2 separate regions of the Homo sapiens genome follow, and region 1 is linked to region 2. The links are chromatin contacts, found by Hi-C or POLR2A ChIA-PET in ENCODE. All regions are on one chromosome and are shown on one strand. Each heading gives the region's core, a stretch centred on a gene start or an enhancer-like site at or near the end of the contact. The rest is flanking DNA. Distances are from core to core; before and after follow the strand shown.

The links. A loop is a pair of places that touch in the nucleus more often than their neighbours do. ChIA-PET counts read pairs that join two places held with the same protein, here RNA polymerase II (POLR2A). Pooled maps may share reads with other maps.
Region 1: a loop to region 2 is called in a pooled map, with 2.0 times the contacts of the local background. The contact joins two enhancer-like sites. A Hi-C loop is called at or near these places in 1 of 168 maps with a recorded cell type or tissue (PC-9) and 2 of 50 pooled maps. POLR2A ChIA-PET finds 5 or more read pairs at or near these places in 1 of 52 experiments (BJ).

Annotation. Positions count from the first base shown.
Region 1 is chr7:27,415,600-27,422,639 of GRCh38, reverse strand. No RefSeq gene overlaps it. Among named protein-coding and RNA genes, the nearest start is that of EVX1-AS, 170 kb to the right of the region's middle. Within about 2 kb of position 1,744, at least 2 of the 41 ENCODE cell types and tissues checked have a DNase peak (open chromatin) inside an H3K27ac peak, as active enhancers do.
Region 2 is chr7:27,275,477-27,283,033 of GRCh38, reverse strand. No RefSeq gene overlaps it. Among named protein-coding and RNA genes, the nearest start is that of EVX1-AS, 32 kb to the right of the region's middle. Within about 2 kb of position 5,238, at least 5 of the 41 ENCODE cell types and tissues checked have a DNase peak (open chromatin) inside an H3K27ac peak, as active enhancers do.

The DNA.
Region 1 (7,040 bases), core at 495-2,994, 140 kb before region 2:
TTTCTTCCCCCACCCATCAGTCTCTGTCATCTTGATAGAGAAAATATGGCTGTTAATAGCCTGCAGTGGAACAAACATTTGCATGACTGTTACCTCAGAGCCCATAATTCTGAGCTAATTGGCTGATGGTGCTTAAAATGATTAAGTGATTGTAATTTATATGATTAACCAATTAAACCATCCTCCAGTGATTGGTTCAGGGTAGGCCTTGAGATGTGCGCTTGTCTCTCAGCATGAAGGCCAACGCCGCCGTACAGTATTAAATGTTCTTCCAAATGCTGAGTTGTTCCTCTGACCAGCAGGTAAAATCCTTTACACTGGGTGGTTAAATTTGATCATGTTCAGTGAATGGCTACCAAAAACTCAGTGACTGGCATAAAAGTGGGAGACAGGGCAATGATTCTTTAAGAATAACATAAAGGGACAAAGTGGCTGTGTTGTTTCCTAGAACCACGGTTGTTAGTTGAAAATAGCCCAATTCCATAAAAGTGAAAGACACAGTTAAGACTGAAAACTTGGGAACCATGTTGTTCCATTCCAGCCCTGGGCTGGGCCACTTAGCAGCTGTGTTGTGTGATCAGGTTATCGAACCCCTTGAAGCCTGTGGATTCCTCTCCTATGAAACAATACTCTTACTTACCTCTTAGGATTATTAGAAAGATCAAGTAAGGCTATGCATATTATAATCCCAATAAATATTAGTGGCCGTTATTGTTGTTCATTTTGTTATGACTCTATTGCTCCACTGGAATATAAGCTCCAAAGACATCCTCACTTTTCTATTCCTGGTGATCAGGAAGGCGCCTGGCACATAACAGGGACTCAAAAATATGTGTGGATGATTGAAATGATCATAGTGAACACAGAGCATTAAACTCACACTGGGCACTGTTCAAAATGCTTTACATTCATGAACATGGGCAATCCTTGCAACACGTCCATGACAAGGAGGTACTGTTGTTACCCTCTGCATTTTAGAGGTTAGGAAACTAAGGTAGTGAGAGGTAAATTAATTTGCCCAAGTTCCCACTACATGTGGGAGGTGGATTTGAATTGAGGCCTACATTATGGCACCTTTGTAACTAATAAGTAGGAGGATGTTTAGACATGTCCCACTATCCAAAGTAAAATGTCATTGCCAAATGGGAATAAGAAAAGAAAATGTTTTGGTTCCTTGCATTTGGTAGAAGAAACAAACTGGGTTAAGTTGCCAGTGATGAATTTCAGGGACTTGTCAAATTTGGCGAATGAAATAAGGAAGAACTAACTTGAGTTCTCAGAACCAACCAGACAGGTAGGCCGAAAGCAGAAATTGAACATATTATTTGTTAATTTGTTAGGTAAACTCCATTTCACTGTAATCCACGTAGGGCTTCCCCTACCACTGTGCCTGCTACCAGCAGCCATGTTACTTTCCCCGTGCCCCAGGCTAAACATACCACCTTCTTCCCGAGACTTCCCCAGCTCTTTAACCACTGAGAGATCTGGAAAGCCCAGCTGGTGGCTAGTTTGTTCAAAAGCATAAAGAGAGGCAAGTAACTGGCATCCCCATTCTGGAAGTTGTGGCCAACATACCAAAGGCAGGATCTCGTGGGTATCTCTCTCCCAGGCCTCTTCTAGTCATTAAATGTCAGCACAATAAAGATAGCAAGTGTTCTGCTTCCATTTACAGCATAATGTGCAGTTGTGCCATGGGTACTACCAGGGATGAGAGGTATTATACTGCTGCTGCTACCTACTGCAATAAACATGGGTGTGAGGCCAGCTGGAATTTCCCCAACAGAACTGAACACTTTATCAGTTCAATAGCATCTGACTCGATCCACTTTCCTTTTTCATTCTACAACTCCCCTTCCTTTTCTCCCCTTTCATCCTGGCCAGGATTTATCTCTTTCTCCTCCCTCTTGTCTTCCTTCCTTTCCTCTCTCTCTCTCTTTCTTCCTTACCCATTTCTTAAACATGAATGCTTAATCTACCTATTTTCTTTCTTTCTTTCTTTTTTTTAAATAGAGACAGGGTTTCACTTTGTTGCCCAGGCTGGAGTGCAGTGGCACGATCATGGCTCGCTGCAGCCTTGAACTCTTGGGCTTGAGGGATCCTCCAGGCTCAGCTTCTTAAGTAGCTGGGACTATAGATGTGCACCACGGTTCCTGGCTTCTACCTATTTTCATGGGACAAACTATAGTTCATTTTGATGAATATGGCCATTCAGAAGTGATTGGAGTATGCATGCTATGGAAGTTGAAATTTTTATTGTTAACCTAAAATTAATTCCACTTTCTTTCAACATGGATTCTTAGTGTTATGTTAGTGTGACTTTACCTAGGTTCTTTTTTTTTTAACTTTATTTTCTCTTACAAAATTAATATATGTTCATATTAGAAATGTTATGAAATACAGAAAAAGAAAAAATAAAAATCGCTCTGGCATATCTCCTAATCTTTATTCTTCCCTTAAATCCTCCTAAACTAAAAAATGAAAAAAAAATTTTTTTAAACCTGAAAGATTGTGCTCCATGTGCATGTGTGTGCATAAGAGGAAGGACAGGTTTTGGAGAAAGGCCCTTTGTGATTCACTGGGCTTGAAGAAATATATCAAGATATTTGACAAGTTTAAATTATGACTGGGTTCCCACAATACTGACCTCTGGATCCCTGATCTTTCCCAGTGTTTAGGGAAACCATTTGCTGGCTATGGCTCAGGAGAGAGAGAAACCCAAGCTGTGGACTTGGCAGGTCAAAGCTATTCAATTCATCTCTAAATCTTTACAAATCCAAGAAATTCCCTGAAGTCATCATTTACTCTAAACTTGTCCATTGCTTTTTGTAAAGGAGAGGAAAGAACCTTGCTTTGGTTAAACATCAGCTCCTATGAAACCAAGCGTTGAAAGGGGGCAGAGTCCATAATTGATTTTCTGACAGGTTATAAAATATTAAAAGATGGGAAAGTTTTAAAACTAATTTTTAGGTATCCATCTGAAGCCATGTCCAGTTGGCCCGCAGGATCAATGAAACAACATTATAGAGAAATGCTGAACTCATACTCTCCTAGTTAATCTATATTTCAAAGATGAGATTGAGCTCTTAAATGACCTACACACAGAGTGAGCTGATTCCCAGTTTAAGCCTCCCATTTGGAACCTTGGTTGCAAAGATTAACTATTTCAAGGCAATGAAAGTCAACACACCCCTGCAGTCTTGGCATGGTGGGAAGGTGGGAGAGAATTCAGACAAACCATGGAAAACAGGGCAAGTAAAGACCAACTGGGTCTTAATGATGATATAATGTCGACTTCTTGGGATGATTTTTGGCTTTTTATTTTATATATTGTGGTGTACTTCTTGCTTTGCAGGAGACATGGGACACAGCCTTTATCTATTCCTGGAGGTCCCCTCAAGCGTAGCATCTAGCCCATTTGAACTGACTGCTAAAATAAAATTACATATGCTGAGTGGCTTATATACAACAGAAATTTATTTCTCACAGTTCCCACAGACCTTGAAGTCCACATTGAAGGCAGATTGAGTGTCTGGTGAGGGCTTGCTTACGGCTCCTGGGTGGGACCTTCTTGCTATGTCCTCGCATGGAAAAGGAACACTCTGGTTGCTTCAGCCACTTGTAAGGGCTCTAATCCCATTCTTGAGGGGTCCACCTTCATGACCAAACCACCTCCTCAAACCTCATCTAATACCATTACATTGGGGAGTAGCTTTCAACACATGAATTTTGCAGGAATATGTTCAGTCCATAGCAGGTGGCATTATGGAAATTTGTCTGACCTTATGTGCAAATAAAGTCTATCCTAACAAGGGTGGGAGTGTCTTTTAGTTTCTTTAGCTCCATCTCCACGAGGAAGTCTTACCCGAGGAGCACAGGAATTCAGGAAGTAGCAGGGTTTCAGGCACAGGATATGAATCAGGGATATGACCTTAGGACTTCCAGTTCTGTCTTGACCACTATCGTCAAGTGGCCTTGAAGCAAAGGGGAAAATTCTGGACTGAGGTAAATTTGGATGGGGATACCATCTAAGCATTTCTGGAAACTATCTCTTTTTCTTCTCTCTCAGGCTGGGCCTACCTAGAATGCATTCTACCTTGTCAACGTCCTGACCCTCTCAGAAGGTTCTCCAGTAGTTTCTAAATCAGCCTTCCCTGTGGTTTCTGGCCATCGCTCATTGACCTCTCCATGACTTTGGGGACTCCTCACACTTGGGCCCAGTATTTAGATGCTCTTTCCTCCTCTTCCCATAACCCCCCACCTCTACTCCCTCATTTCATGCTCCCCTCCCTCCCCATCCCCAGGACCATAAGCTCCTTGAAAGCAGGGATTGGGCCTAGCTCAGTTCTACTCCCAAAACCGAGTACAACTCCTGGCACCATGACCCTCTGACTATGTTTGGTCATTTATTTTCTTTTCTAGCTCCCTATCTAGAGTGTAAGCTTGGCAAAGGCAGATCTTGCCAGATTTGTTCACCTCTCTCTCCCGGGGTCTAGAAGAGTGCCTGGCGCATAGCAGATCCTCAGCACACACTTACTGATGGAAGAACAGGCCAGCTGAGGCACAATGCACAGCAGATGTGTGAGCGGGGTACTATGGGGATGTAGTTCCAGAAGCCATTTGTTTTTAAAGGCTTGAAAGGAATGTTGAGAAAGACTTAGCTGAAGAGTTGGAACTGGATCTGAACTTTAAAGGCTCAGTGAGCCTCTGTGGCTTAAAGGTGAGGAACTGCACAATAGCCAAGATTTGGAAGCAACCTAAGTGTCCATCAGCAGATGAATGGAGAAAGAAAATGTGGTACATGCAGAATGGAGTACTATCCAGCCATAAAAAAGAATGAGATCCTGTCATTCGCAACAACTTGGATGGAACTGGAGGTCATTACATTAAGTGAAATAAGCCAGGCACAGAAAGACAAACATCATATGTTCTCACTTATTTGTGGGATCTAAAAGTCAAATCAATTGAGCCCATGGAGACTGAGAATGAAAGGATGGCTACCAGAGGCTGGAAGGGATAGTGGGGAGTTAGGGGGAGGTGGGGATGGTTAATGGGTACAAAAAATAGAATGAATGAATAAGGCCTTGTATTTGATAGCACAACAGCGTGGCTACAGTCAATAATAATTTAATTGTACATTTAAAAATAACTAAAAGAGTATAATTGGATTGTTTGTAACACAAAGTATAAATCCTTGAGGTGATGAATACCCCATTTACTCTGATGTGATTATTACATGCTACATGCCTGTATCAAAACATCTCATGTACCCCATAAATATATATACCTACTATGTACTCACAAAAATTAATTTTTAAAAAGTCAGGGCCGGGCGCGGTAGCTCACGCTTGTAATCCCAGCACCTTGGGAGGCCGAGGCGGGCAGATCACGAGGTCAGGAGATCGAGACCACGGTGAAACCCCGTCTCTACTAAAAATACAAAAAAGTAACCGGGCGTGGTGGCGGGCGCCTGTAGTCCCAGCTACTTGGAGAGGCTGAGGCAGGAGAATGGCGTGAACCCGGGCGGCGGAGCTTGCAGTCAGCCGAGATCATGCCACTGCACTCCAGCCTGGGTGACAGAGCGAGACTCCGTCTCAAAAAAAAAAAAAAAGTGAGCAATTGGAGCCAAGGCAGGGGTGGAGACAAGGGTGTGGTCAGGGTAGAGGAGGCATGATCCCATTTAGGGCACAGACAGAGAAGGTGAAGGGGACTAGACCATTCAGTCGGAGACTGGGGTAGAGGGGGCTACGCAGGTGACTGAGGCCAGATGGTGAAGGGTCTCGAGTATGCTAACGGGCATTGGGATTTTATCCTCTAAGGCTGTTGAGGGTCTTAAAGAGATAAGTGATAGTTCAGATCTCTTTATAGAAACTGTGTGGATGATGGAGAGGCTGTGGCAGGTGGCAGGCGGCAGGCTGGTGGCAAGGAAGCCAAAGAGGACAGTCTCGCTATGGGCCAGGGGGTGGGATACAGCTGTGATCTCACCTAGAGTCTCCTTGTCCTGCCCTGGCACACGGGAGTGGCTCCATGAGTGGCTGAATGAGTGGTGCTGAATGAGTGCTGAGGTTTCTGTGAGTTTCTCTTAAACACATGTATTTTCAAGGTTAATTCAGTGCACATTAGGTCACTGGTTCTCAACATGGTGATTTTAGGCCAGGCACAGTGGCTCACGCCTGTAATCCTAGCACTTTGGGAGGCCGAGGCAGGCAGATCATGAGGTCAGGAGTTTGAGACTAGTCTAGCCAACATGGTGAAACCCTGTCTCCACTAAAAATACAAAAATTAGCCGGGCGTGGTGGTGTGCGCCTGTAATCCTAGCTACTCAGGAGGCTGAGACAGGAGAATCTCTTGAACCCGGGATGTGGAGGTTGCAGTGAGCCGAGACCGTGCCATTGCATTCCAGCCTGGGCGATAGAGCAAGACTCTGTCTCAAAAAACAAAACAACAACAACAAAAATCCATGGTGATTTTGTCATCTAGGGCAAAGTCTGGAGACATACATTTTTGGTTGTCACAGCTGGGGTGATGCTCCTGGCATCTAGTGGGTAGAGACCAAGGAGGCTGCTACACACCCTGCAATGCACAGGACAGCCCCCCACAGCAGAAGACTGTTCAATCCAGGATGTTAATAGTGCCAAGGGTGATACAATTAATGGACTAATTAATTAATAGACTAGAGGTGGGTCCCTGAAAATGTGTGGTTTTACTTTGCTGCAAGCAAGACCTTCATCCAAGAGTGACTTCTTGAAGTCATTTAGACTCCAGAGAGCACTTTAGAATTGGGGTGACAAACAGCCTGAGGTTCTGACCTCAGCAATTCTGACCTTGACTGCATTAACTTGTTGCAATCAGATGAGTGCCAACAGAAGGCACTATTTTTTTGTTTTTTTTTTTTTTTCTTGAGACAGAGTCTTGCTCTGTTGCCCAGGCTGGAGTACAGTGGCATGATCTCGACTCACCACCACCTCTGCCTCCCAGTTCAAGCGATTCTCCTGCCTCAGCCTCCTGAGTAGCTGGGATTACCAGCATAGGCTACCAAACCC
Region 2 (7,557 bases), core at 3,989-6,488:
AGCTGCTTTTCACTTTCTATATAGATTGATCTTTTTACTATAAGACATATTTTCTAAATTTTCATATTATCTAAAAAACTAGATAATTGAAAATGCACGGGCCAGGCACAGTGGCTCACACCTGTAATCCCAGCACTTTGGGAGGCCAAGGCAGGTGGATCACCTGAGGTCGGGAGTTTGAGACCAGCCTGACCAACATGGAGAAATCTTGTCTCTACTAAAAATACAAAATTAGCTGGGTGTGGTGGCACATGCCTGTAATCCCAGCTACTCAGGAGGCGAGGCAGGAGAATCAGTTGAACCAGGGAGGTGGAGGTTGTGGTGAGCCAAGATTGCGCCGCTGTACTCCAGCCTGGGCAACAAGAGTGAAACTCTGTCTCAAAAAAAAAAAAAAAAAAAAATGCACATGTCCTTTTACCTAGAGATTACATTCCTAGGAAGTTACCCAACCATCCAACACTATACCTGCACATGTGTGGAAAAATAATGGTGTAATGTGTGTCCTTGTACATAGGTTTACAATAGGAAAACAAAACGAAAGTAGAAACCACCAAAATATCCACCAGTAAGGAATTAGTTAAGTAAGTATTGGTACCTTCTTACAATGGCATATTATACAGCCACCAAAAAGAATGAAAGAGATCTATATGTACAGATGTAGAAAGATGAAGTTCAAGACATCATTTACTGAAAATAGCAAGTTGCTCAACAGTATTGCGATCACATTTGTAGAGCTTTTTAAAGGACATATATACATATGACAGTGAACATTGCTGGCAGGAAATTTTAACCCTGTTTACCTCTGGGTAGTATAATTGAACATTGAGAAGTAAGAAGGTGAACTTTTGTTTTTTTCCTTATCTACTTCTGTCTTTTGCATAGTTTTAATTTTTTCCCATGAACATAACCTTTTTAATTTAAAGTAACAGCTAACTTTTTAATAGTATAATAAATACGTGTGGGCCGGGCTTGGTGGCTCACGCCTGTAATCCCAGCACTTTGGGAGGCCGAGGTGGGTGGATCACGAGGTCAGGAGATCGAGACCATCCTGGCCAACATGGTGAAACCCTGTCTCTACTAAAAATACAAAAATTAGCTGGGCATGGTAGCGTATGCCTGTAATCTCAGCTACTTGGGAGGCTGAGGCAGTAGAATCGCTTGAACGAGGGAGTTGGAGGTTGCAGTGAGCCAAGATCGCGCCACTGCACTTCAGCCTGGCAACAGAGTGAGACTCTGTCTCAAAAAATAAATAAATAAATAAATATGTGTGTATACATGTGTATGTGCATGTATGTGTGTGTGTGCAACTGCACCTCATATATTAAAAATATCAGAGAATATAAAATATCAAATGCTGGTTACAAAAATATATTACTACATGGCATCTTTATTTTATTATTATTTTTTTTCGAGACGGAGTCTTGCTCTGTCTGCCCAGGCTGGAGTGCAGTGGCGTGATCTCAGCTCACTGCAACCTCCGCATCCCGGGTTCAAGTGATTCTCCTGCCTCAGCCTTCCGACTAGCTGGAATTACAGACACCCGCTACCACATCCAGCTAATTTTTGTATTTTTGGTAGAGACAGGATTTCACCCGTTTTAGCCAGGCTGGTCTCGAACTCCTGACCTCGTGAACCACCCGCCTTGGTCTCCCAAAGTGCTGGGATTACAGGCATGAGCCACTGCGCGCAGCCATGGCATCTTTATTCAATAACTTGCACTTAATTTTAAATTTTCAAGCATTTTTACCTTGGTATTCTTGGATACCTTTTTCCACCTCCTGCAACTAATTACTCCCACTGTTTCTCCCATAAAATGTATGGCCCCATTAGGAAGCCTGACTGTGGGGTACATGTACCGTCCCTGTCTTCTGAAATCTTCAATATCCTGCAAAGCATTTGAGAAACATTTAATCTGTAATATATAAAAATGAGAAAATCAATTTAATGTGCTATTTGTAAAGTAGAGCATTTTGAAAATCTACGGCTGAACAGTTTCATCAATTATATTGACGTAAATCAAATCTTTGAATAATAAGGATAGTTTTTAAATCTCATTGGGTCTGTTATAAGAACATTTTTATTTAAAAGGTGAACATCTGTTAATACAGCAATGTTACCTGCATATTCAAGAATCGGATGTCTTAGTATCTTTCTATTATAAAATATTTGCCTCATTTCTCTTTTGCAAGTTCATTAGAGTCCACAAATCTTGCTCATGTCTCTCTCCAATGGGACACTTATCTTCAGGGATGAGAGGTAAATTCATTAATACTAGAAGAAATTGTTCTCAGCACAGAAATGGAGGAGTCCTATAATGACATATTAAGCATAACATTCAGAATAGAGATAAATCTTTAGAATATTAGATTTTATCATCTAGTTAGTTTTCCAGGAGTATTTTTATGTTATCACAAATACAGAACAAGAAACTTCCTTCTTTCTTTTCACTTATGCACCTGCTTCTTGCTCTCATAAGTGAGGAGATAATGATCAAACTAAATCATTTATTTGCTATCATTAGACACCACCAAGTGCCTATAGAAATCACTGACCATTCAAACATCTTTCCAAATGGAAACTGCTCCTCAAAATAAAAACCAAGGTGGCTATAAGCTATGATTCAAGGGCAAGCTTTCAGGATTGAAGTCACAGAATCTGGGATCCAAATTCAAGTTTCTCATTTTCTGTTACTGGGAGCTTTAAAAAAACCACAGAGATTTTTCTGAGCAACATTTCCCTAGTTTGCCAAAGAGAAATGATAATTATGTCTATCTTCCATCAAAATCATTCAATAACTATTGATTCTAACAGCAGCAAGATTATATGGAGAGGTAGATGTCATAATATATTTGCAAACATGCACTAGGTATGACATTGAGGGTGAACTCTAGTTCCAGCACAGATCAGAACTTTCCTTGTGGGATGTGGAATTGCTGATGGTCTACACGTGCCACATTTAGCCACCTTGAGCAATGACCCCTCTGGCTCCTCCCACCACATACATCTAACAGAATCATGGAAATTAAAATGCTCCATGGTTGTCCAAAAGCCCTCAACTGCCTACATGCTATACAAGACACTCTGACCTAACCCTTTATAAGGACAATGAAATCCATTGCAGACTGAAAGATTAAAATACTGAGCCCTGGCATTGTTGGAGTAATGTACTGGCATCCCCCAAACCTCCTGGGAAAGTGCTTTCCTAGAGCAGTAGAAAAAAATATAATGCAAATTTACTGTGATTTAAAAAAAATGTTTGGAGTCACAGATTCTTTTGAGTATCTGATAGAAATTATTCCCCTCTCCCCAGAAAAAATACATATGCCCATATATACAATTTCACATACAATTTCAGGGAGTTTGGGTGCTCCCTGAAACCCACCCATAATTAACCTCAGTTTAAAATATAAGTGTGCAAGCCAGGCACGGTGGCTCATGCCTGTAATCCCAGCACTTTGGGAGGCCGAGGCGGGTGGATCACGAGGTCAGGAGATCGAGACCATCCTGGCTAACACGGTGAAACCCCATCTCTACTAAAAATACAAAAAATTAGCTGGGCGTGGTGGTGGGCGCCTGTGGCCCCAGCTACTCGGAGGCTGAGGCAGGAGAATGGCGTGAACCCGGGAGGCGGAGCTGGCAGTGAGCTGAGATTGCGCCACCATACTCTAGCCTAGGTGACAGGACGAGACTCCATCTCAAAAAAAAAAAAAAAAAAAGTGTGCAGATGACAGAATACAAATGTTTTAAAGATCAATAGATACAAAACATGTTTATATCTAAGAAAAAGTATGCCAAAAAAAAATTTTTTTGAGATGGTCTCACTCTATTGCCCAGGCTAGAGAGCAGTAGTGCAATCTCAGCTCACTGCAACCTCCACCTCCCTGGCTCAAGCAGTCCTCCCATCTCAGCCTCCTGAGTAGCTGGGACTATAGGCATGTACCACCACACCCAGCTAATTTTCGTTGTTTTTTGTTTTTTTGTTTTTTTTGTGAGACAGAGTCTCACTCTGTCGCCCAGGCTGGAGTGCAGTGGCGTGATGTCAGCTCACTACAACCTCCGCCTCCTGGGTTCAAGTGATTCTCCTGCCTCAGCCTCCTGAGTAGCTGGGATTATAGGCATGTGCAACCACACCTGGCTAATTTTTGTATTTTTAGTAGAGATGGGGTTTCACCATGTTGGTCAAGCTAATCTCGAACTCCTGACCTCATGATCTGCCCACCTCAGCTTCGCAAAGTTCTGGGATTACAGGCGTGAGCCACCGTGCCTGGCTAATTTTTGTATTTTTAGTAGAGACAGGATTTCGACATATTGCCCAGGCTGGTCTTGAACTCCTGGGCTCAGGTGATCCACCTACCTTGGCCTCCCAAAATGCTGGGATTACAGGCGTTAGCCACTGCATCCAGCCCAAAACATTAATTCTGGGGTTTTACATCCCTTTTGCCAGTTTTCACTGTTTCCCTTGATGGGCTTATATAACTTTTATGGTTAAAAATTCAAGTACATGAGGCTGGGTGCGGCGGCTCACACCTGTAATCCCAGCACTTTGGGAGGTCAAGGCAGGTGGATCATCTGAGGTCTGGAGTTCGAGACCAGCTTGACCAACACGGTGAAACCTCATCTGTACTAAAAATACAAAAAATCAGCCAGTTGTGATGGTGCACGCCTGTAATCCCAGCTACTTGGGAGGCTGAGGCAGGAGAATTGCTTGAACCTGGGCAGTGGAGGTTGCAGTGAGCTGAGATCATGCCACTGCACTCCAGCCTGGGCTACAGAGTCAGACTCTGTCTCAAAAAAAAAAAAAAAAAAAAAAATTCAAGTACATGAATATTCACACAACACAACACAGAAAAATTCAGTTTGTAACCTAAATTTGAACAATTATATTCAAAGGTAAAAATTCCTATTTGGTAGGTAGGTGATTTTGTTGATACAAATAGGGTGAAATTGAAGAGAAATTTCCAGGAAGTGAGTGAAGAGTTCACCACTTGTTTTTACTTGGTAAAAGACCTCTGGAGGAGGTAGGAGTCAGGTCTGTGAGGATGGAAGTTCCCTGATAATTTGTATCCATGGAGAGAGTAACCATAGCAATGGAGCCTGGTCTCCCCATTACCGACCCTGTTATCAACCCCAGTTCTGAAACAGACAGCACTGGGAAAGTCTGAGTGAGCAAAGAAAAAACACAGCACCCTGCCCAGCTTGGGATCCCAAGGACCTGGTGTTCAGCTAGTCTATGAGTCACAACCAGTCAGAAAGACAAGCAGAAGGTCAGGTTGGCCTTTGAGAGCAAAGCAAATCAGAACATGCATTTACTCACGGAGTTCACTGCCTTGTGACAGTGCCAATGTAGCTGGGGACTAGCCCAGGTAAAAGGTCAGTCTATAAATCAGCTGCTAGGGTGGAGAACAGGCATAGAAAGTTTGAATGAAATGACAACTGAAATGAACATAGGTACCTTTTGCCCAGAGTTTTTTTTTTTTTTTTTTTTTTGAGACGGAATCTCGCTCTGTCACCCAGGCTGGAGTGCAGTGGCGCGATCTCGGCTCACTGCAACCTCTGCCCCCCGGATTCAAGCAATTCTCCTGCCTCAGCCTCCCAAGTAGCTGGGATTACAGGCATGTGCCACCACACCTGGCTAATTTTTTTGTATTTTTAGTAGAGACGAGGTTTCACCATATTGGCCAGGCTGGTCTTGAACTCCTGACCTTGTGATCCACCCACCTCGATCTCCCAAAGTGCTGGGATTACAGGCGTGAGCCACCGCGCCTGGCCTTGCCCAGAGTTTTATAACAAAGTTCCTTTCCTAATAACTAATACTTAGGGTATCTTATTAGTTATTTGGTCCTAACCACAATCCTTCTGGATATTAATAGAATGCATGGTAATTCTCAACCTTCCTCATTAAATGTTCCCACTGGTGGAGGCTGAACTTTGATCCATGAAGTCCTGAAGAAGTAGCTCAAAACAGTACACAGAAGCCATGAAATTTCTTTGAAGTTCCTGTGTGCTTATACTTTGATCTTTTTTTTTTTTTTGAGACAGAGTCTTGCAGAGTGCAGTGGCATGATCTCGGCTCACTGCAACCTCCCTCTACCTCCAGGGTTCAAGAGATTCTCCTGCCTCAGCATCCTGAATAGCTGGGACTACAGGCACTCACCACCATGCTGTTACCGGGGGTCCTTGCTCCCAGAGCCCCCAAGATGGTGGCAGGCCACTTCCAAAATGGTGGTGGGCCACTTCCAAGATGGTGACAAGCCTCGTGTTCTCTGACCTGGGGTTCTTGGCCTCACAGATTCCAAGGAATGGAATCTTGAGCCATGTGGTGAGTGTTATAGCTCTATTAGAAGCCATGGGTCACGGAAGAGAACCATGGAACCCAGTGACTAGTGTTCAGCTCGATTAGGACGAACCCAGGCACTTAGCCCTGCAGGAACAATGGCAAGCCTCTAGCCCAATCGGGAGTGGCAATGGGCACCTCGCTGGATCAGGAGCACAGCGGACACCCTGCTGGATCTGGAGGGATGGAAGTCAGTGGCAGGTCTGCGACGGCGGCAAACAGCAGTGGTGGACGGTGAGCGAAAGCTCAGCTTGAGCCATAATAAACATGGACCAGAAGAGAGTGCAGTTGCAAGATTTAATAGAGTGAAAACAGAGCTCCCATACAAAGGGAGGGGACCCAAAGAGGGTAGCCGTTGCTGGCTCGAATGCCTGGATTTATATCCCGATCATTATTCCTCCTGCTGTGCTTTCAGGCAATAGATGATTGGCTATTTCTTTACCTCCTGTTTTTGCCTAATTAGCATTTTAGTGAGCTCGCTTTACTACCTGATTGGTGAGGTGTGAGCTAAGTTGCAAGCCCCGTGTTTAAAGATGGATGCGGTCACCTTCCCAGCTAGGCTTAGGGATTCTTAGTTGGCCTAGGAAATCCAGCTAGTCCTGTCTCTCAATGCCAGGCTAATTTTTGTATTTTTAGAAGAGACGGGGTTTCACCATATTGGCCAGGCTGGTCTCAAACTCTTGACCTCAAGTGATCTGCCTACCTCGGCCTCCCAAAGTGCTGGGATTACAGGCGTGAGCCACTGCGCCCGGCTGTTTGCTCTTAAAATCATGCAAATTTCACATTCTAGTCAGTAGCATATCTGTTTAATCATTCAAAATTATTGTTCCTAAATTTTCTAACAAAGTGAATGTTAGAACATTTCTGCTTACTTGAGGAGTAAAGAGTAAGGCATTACATTTTCTCCATTTTACAAATGAGGAACCATTTTACAAGTGAGGGCCACACAGCTATTTAGTAAAAGAGTTTTTTGTTTTATGTTGTTATTGTTGTTATTGTTTGAGATGGAGTCTCACTGTCGCCTGGGCTGGAGTGCAGTGGTGTGATCTTGGCTCACTGCAACCTCCGCCTCCCGGGTTCAAGTAAGTGATTCTCCTGCCTCAGTCTCCCAAGTAGCTGGGATTACAGGCGCCTGTCACTAGGCCCAGCTAATCTTTTGTATTTTTAGTAGAGACGGGTTTCACCATGTTGGTCAGGCTGGCCTCAAACTCCTGACTTTATAA